Linked DNA regions of Homo sapiens: region 1 is linked to region 2. Evidence: chromatin contacts called from ENCODE Hi-C data. All regions are on one chromosome and are shown on one strand. Each heading gives the region's core, a stretch centred on a gene start or an enhancer-like site at or near the end of the contact. The rest is flanking DNA. Distances are from core to core; before and after follow the strand shown.

The links. A loop is a pair of places that touch in the nucleus more often than their neighbours do. Pooled maps may share reads with other maps.
Region 1: a loop to region 2 is called in a map with no recorded cell type, with 3 times the contacts of the local background. The contact joins the enhancer-like site here to the promoter of MAPK6-DT in region 2. A Hi-C loop is called at or near these places in 1 of 168 maps with a recorded cell type or tissue (GM12878), 8 of 37 single-sample maps with no recorded cell type and 6 of 50 pooled maps.

The regions. Positions count from the first base shown.
Region 1 is chr15:52,368,926-52,371,659 of GRCh38, forward strand. It overlaps MYO5A (myosin VA), which reads right to left. Exons shown (of 42, transcript NM_001382347.1): 22 at 1,244-1,492. Among named protein-coding and RNA genes, the nearest start is that of MYO5C, 74 kb to the left of the region's middle. Within about 2 kb of position 1,351, at least 3 of the 41 ENCODE cell types and tissues checked have a DNase peak (open chromatin) inside an H3K27ac peak, as active enhancers do.
Region 2 is chr15:52,017,512-52,020,482 of GRCh38, forward strand. It overlaps MAPK6-DT (MAPK6 divergent transcript), which reads right to left and starts at 1,584. Exons shown (of 2, transcript NR_156732.1): 1 at 1,188-1,584. MAPK6 (mitogen-activated protein kinase 6) reads left to right here and starts at 1,708. Exons shown (of 6, transcript NM_002748.4): 1 at 1,708-1,865. RefSeq lists enhancers at 1,309-1,378, 2,719-2,768 and silencers at 1,549-1,658, 1,959-2,468.

The DNA.
Region 1 (2,734 bases), core at 101-2,600, 350 kb after region 2:
CTGGAAAGCTTCCGTGGTTTGGGGAGACTTAAAGGGAAGAAAAGAGATCTTAAACATTCAAGAGTATCTTTTTGAGTGCACGTCTTAATTCTGAGAGAACAAGCTTGCTGTATCAAAACAACATTATATAAAACAGAAAAGAATCTCACCTTTTGGCACTGCTGTTTCTATATATAGAGTACAGATCTAGAGATATAGGAGGAATTACTTTACTGGAACCTGTAATGCCATGGAAGGACTGCAATTTTACCAGCCACCCTATCCTAACCGACCTGCATCTAAGTTCCTGCTGTAGTTCTCACTGCATGTGCTGATATTAACATTTAGAAGTCAGTACAGACAAACCATATCAGGATTCTTGCCAGCAGTTACAGCTGACACAGGCAACTCTGTTTTCATTTAAAGATGGTAATACCAGCGGAATCTCTGAAAATCGATTACTTTTTTCCAGGAAGCCTAATGTTGAGGTACTTTTACAAATGTTTCAGCAGTACATCTCATTACTACTTGACAATCTTAATGTCTTCTATACTTAATAAAGTTTTGATATGTTAATACAAATTTGAAGCGTGCAAGTACTGGTCAATCTGAAAGCATTTTGTGGGGAGGGTTCCATCTGCGTAAAGCTGTTGGTTGCAATCACTGTGCAGACATTTAGACTTCTCCTGCTTGGACTTCTTAATACAGCCTTAATGCAGGCTTCAACAAGGATCCCTACCATCAGGTACTAAATATTATGTCTAATGTTCCATTATTAGAACACTAAGCATGTGGGAGTTATTTATATTCTACTGCTCAAGGTCATTGCCAAAGACTGATTTTGCAATTCAAAAAATTGCAACCTTAGGCATAAATGGGTTAATCACATTAACCCTACTGAAGAAAAAGGAGTCTACGCCCCAGACTGACTTTTTTTTTAAAAGGAGTCTATGCCCCAGACTGACTTTTTTTTTTTTTTTTTTTTTTTAATATACAAGTGTTAGTAGGTACTTGGCCATTCTCTCCTAAAAATACAGCTTTGCCTCTGTTCTTATTAGAGTAGAAAGTTCTACTAAAAGACCTACAGCCTACTCATTGATAATGAGAAATAAATGCTTGGGAAACAGTAATAATGAACAGTAATTCAACTAAAATTTGTACTGCATTTCTAATAAAACCAACAGTGAGTCACACGGACCAAGTCATGATGACAGCACCTCTCTTTTGTGTACGGAGTAGATGGGGATATGGACATTATTCCTACCTGCTCTGTTTCTTGTTTGTATCGATCTGCATGTTCCTCAATGCATTTTTTCTCTGAACGAGTTTGCTCCAGGTCTTTCCGGAGCTTGGCAATTTCTTCCTGCAGACTAAGGACCCGCCCAGTGGCAACTTTCGCTTCCTCTTCACTTAGTTGAAGACGTTCTAAGTCACTTCGTAGTTTCTCAGTCTCAGAGTTGTATATTCCTTCCAGATTGGTTAGTTTCTCCACAAGGCATTTGTAGTCTTTGTTCTTTAAACATACACATAAGTAACAATAAGTAAATACACATATCATCAAATGTATTTAGTAAGAAAACCATGTTTATTCATCATATTCATGCTATATCATCATAACATTGATATAGTATCCAACCAAAATACTACAACATTTGCAATAGCACAACCAATACCTTCTAGGTGACACAAACAGAGAAGAAAACAGGCACAATTAATTCAATTCTGTTTGATGTGGTAAGCAAGATGGATGTGATTTTCTCATAGTCACAGGGTGAGTTACATAGTAAATTCTTAATTTCCTGATTCTTAATTCAGAAATAGGAGGATCTATACTTGTTTTTGAAAACAGATCAAAATGTTGCTAAAAACCATTTACTAGCTTAGTGATGCGTACGAATGATTAAAACAGCCTCAAAATCCCAAGTTGGCCAGGTGTAGTGGCTCACACCTATAGTCTCAACACTTTGGGAGGCCAAGGCAGGAGGATCACAAGAGGCCAGGAGTTCAAGACTAGCCTGGGCACATAATGAGACCCCGTCTTTACAAAAAAATTTAAAAATTAGCTAGACATGGTGGTGTGTACCTGTAGTCCTAGCTACTTGGGAGGCTGAGGCAGGAGGATCACTTGAGCCCAGGAGTTTGAGGCTGTAGTGAGCCGTGATTGCACTGCTGTACTTTAGCCTGGGTGACAGGGTGAGAATCTGTCCTAAAACAAAAAACAAAAAAAAAAAACCCTCTCCCTACACACACACACGTTTCTCACAAATCTTTATGTTTACTACCTCAAAATTTCTCCCTCCCACTCAGAAAATCTTCCATCCCATTTCATTCTGATCCCTGTTTTGCTTTGCTCTCCTTAGCATTTTTATATTCTTAATTACCTTTATATCATTTACATGTGCTAAAATATTAGTAACTATCTTTAATCAAACAAACTTTTATCTCTGCAACAGATTGCAAGTTCATCAGAAGCATCAACATTTTCCTGATGCTTTTGCTATTTCAATGCTAAACCAACTCATCTGTAAAATGAACATGATACCACATGAAAATAAATGATAATTTTGATAGAGCATTGCCAAGTACAAAATACAGTATGCCTGGTTCAAGCTGGTGTTTGAAAAATAAGTAACATACAATATGACTCTTGGTCATAAAGGTTTGAAGCATTAGTAGATCTCTGTTCTCAAAAATAATTTCCTGCCAGGCATGGTAGCTCATGCTTGTAATCCCAGTACTTTGGGAGGCTGAGGCA
Region 2 (2,971 bases), core at 334-2,833:
CAGTTGCTTCAGGTCATCTGGATGTATATGTGCAGGTCACTGGGGATACGATGGCTTAGCTTGGGCTCAGAGGCCTGACACCCTTTTGAAATGCTACAAAGATTCTGTCAATTTAGTGGTCTCCCTTACTATTGTAAGCCAACTTTGCATTATCCACAGGAAGTCAGCAGTGACACTGGATTAAATGCTCCTTGAGGGAAGGCACAGTGCTTGGTATTTATTCTCCCACCTTCTCTGGGTGATCAGACATTGATGGAAAAGGAAGGTAAACGAGTTCTCAAAGAGTGAGAGGAAAAATGTCCTGAGGATCAGAGGAGAGCCTAGAGCAGAGGCAGTGGGGCTGAAGGTACGAGCTCTCGTTGCAGAAGCTGGAAATTCTGCGGTTGGAACAAGTCTCCCCTTTCTCTTGGTTTTTTTCACTCATTACCTCTTCTTCACACCTGGTACTCAGCTGACGTTGTTTTAAATATTAAAAAATATAAAGCATTCAAGCTCACCCCAACCACTTAACTTCATTACTCTGTGATTTTTTTTTTTGAGACAGAGTTTCGCCCTTTCGCCCAGGCTGGAGTGTCCTGGCGCGATCTCGGCTCACTGCAACCCCCCGCGGGGTTCAAGCTATTCTCCTGCCTCAGCCTCCCGAGTAGCTGGGATTACAGGTGTGAGCCACCACACCCGGCTACTTTTTGTATTTTTAGTGGAGACGGGGCTTTCACCATGTTGGCCATGCTGGTCTCGAACTCCTGGCCTCAGGTGATCTGCCCGTCTCGGCCTCCCAAAGTGCTAGGATTACAGGCGTGAACCACCACGCCTGGCCCTTTGTGATCTTTTTGAAGTGGTCTTTGCCTCTTTCTTGAAGATGCCCATAATAATGACTAGAAGGGCTATTCTATGTCTGGTTCTCAGCAAGATGGTGATGAAGTCATTGAAAAAATATGCTGACCTGCGTCTCTAATTTCATAAATACTTAAATTTCACATAAACACTGAAAAGGCTCCTTGGACTCAATAAGCCATGATAAGTAATGTAAGTTTGCTTTTAGCCAAGTGGGCCCAAGAAGGCACCCATCCACCTTTCTACGTTTCATAGTGCATCCCTTCCCAAATTCAAATTGTCCTATCCCAGTTCCTGCAACAAGCCAGGTACTCTGGCCTCCCAGTCTTTGCTCACAGAAACACCCTCCCCACCTCCTGGTTATATCCGCTCCTCCGGGATCCAGCTGAAAGGCCACCTTGGCGACCACTCCTGAAAGCCTTCCTCCATACTCTGGCAGAATGAATGACCTTAGTATTGGCCTCTAACGCGTCTGTCTTGTGCTCGGGCTGTCGCCTTCCAGCCAATCCATCTTAAGGTCCACCCTTCCTGGAGACTGAGGCCTCTTCCTCTCGGATTGCCCAGTGCCTTGCACGTAGTAGGTGCTTAGTAAACGCTGGCACTGGGTTTGGTCACTTTGTTCCCTTAATGCCAGGGCAGGTAGTAGAGCAAACGGCCCCAGCTGTCTTCCTCCCTGCCCGCCCGCAGGCAAAGCCCCCAGGAGACGCCGGACGAGCCGCGTGCCTTTCCCACCGCCTCCGCGGCGCGCGCAGCCCAGTCACGGGCGCTGGAAATTCCGGCGCGTGCGGGTGCGCTGGGCAGGGCGGGGGCGGGAGAACCCGTGGAGTGAGCCTGTGACGTGAGGGGGCGTGGCACCGCGAAGCCCCGCCCCCTCTTCCTCGCCCTCTCTCGCGGGTCGGGGTTACATGGCGGCGACTGCGGCAAAGCGAGAGCCTCGGAGACGCCGCTGCCGCCAGCACAGCCGGAGACCTGAGCCGACACTGGGGGCAGTCCGCGAGCCCCGCACTCTCTCGATGAGTCGGAGAAGTCCCGTGAGTGTGTGTGTGTACGTGTGCGGGGTGCGCCGGCGGGGCGGCTCGGGAGGGCGCCGCGGCGGGCCCGGCGGCGGCGGCGGCGGCGGCGACGGCGGAGCCGGCTCCCTCCTCCATTGTGTGTGACCCTCCGGCGGCTGCCGCTCAACAAAGGCGTTTTTGTTCGGTCTGCCGCCCGCCCCCTGCTCGCCCGCCTGCCCGCCCGCTCGGGCCTGGCCGGCGCGTCCCCGCGCGGGCGGGCGGGCGGCGGGCTGGGGTCCCCGCGTGGGGCCGGCCAGGCGGCCAGCGCGCCCCTCCCACCCGGCACGCCCCTCGCCGGTCGCCCTGCCAGGCCGCGCCCGCTCCCTGGCCCCGCACGCCTGCTGCCGTCCCGCCGCCTGCGCCTGGCTCCGCGGGTTCGAAACCCAGCCGGACCGGACCGGAGGGCGGGCGAGCGAGGGGCGGCGGCCCGGGGAACATGAGGTGGCGTGGAGTCTCGCCTTACTGGCACGCTGCCTTTCGAAATGCTCCCGCGTCTCCTCCCCCATCCCACCCGGTGACTCGGCCTCAGCTGACTCCGGCCGGGCAAAGTCTCCAGTGGCGTAGCGCGCAGCGCTCACCCGGCTCGTCTCAGAGCCCTGAAGTCCGCCCAAGTTTTGAGTCTTGCCATGAATGAGGTACTGAAAACTCGGAGACGAAATTCCTAATTTCCTCCCTCGGCCCTACAGTCTTTCCTTAGCTTCTTTCGGGACCTTAAGTGGTGGTCTGTAAAAGTGCCCAAATGAAAGCTTGTTTTGTCGGTTCACCAAAAAGGGCCTTGTCACTTTGCTGTGCATTTTAGTCCGCCTTGTGAGTTGTGTCGAAAAGTAAAGGTGTTTTGGCATCCTTTTGTTTCTTGGCGAGTGTAGGACCCAACCGGTTTAGGTGTTAGGGGGATCTCTGTGCAGCGGGAGCTTCTTGATTCCTTTCCTGTTTTATTTTTTCTTTTGCTTGTTCATTGGAAAAGGTCCAGTGAAAGGGACTGGTGAGTTGGAATTAGAAGCCTACTTGTATTAACGGCAGAATTCGTGTTCATTGCTAAAGATGCAGTCTCAGTAATGACTTTTTTTTTTTTAACGGATACAGAT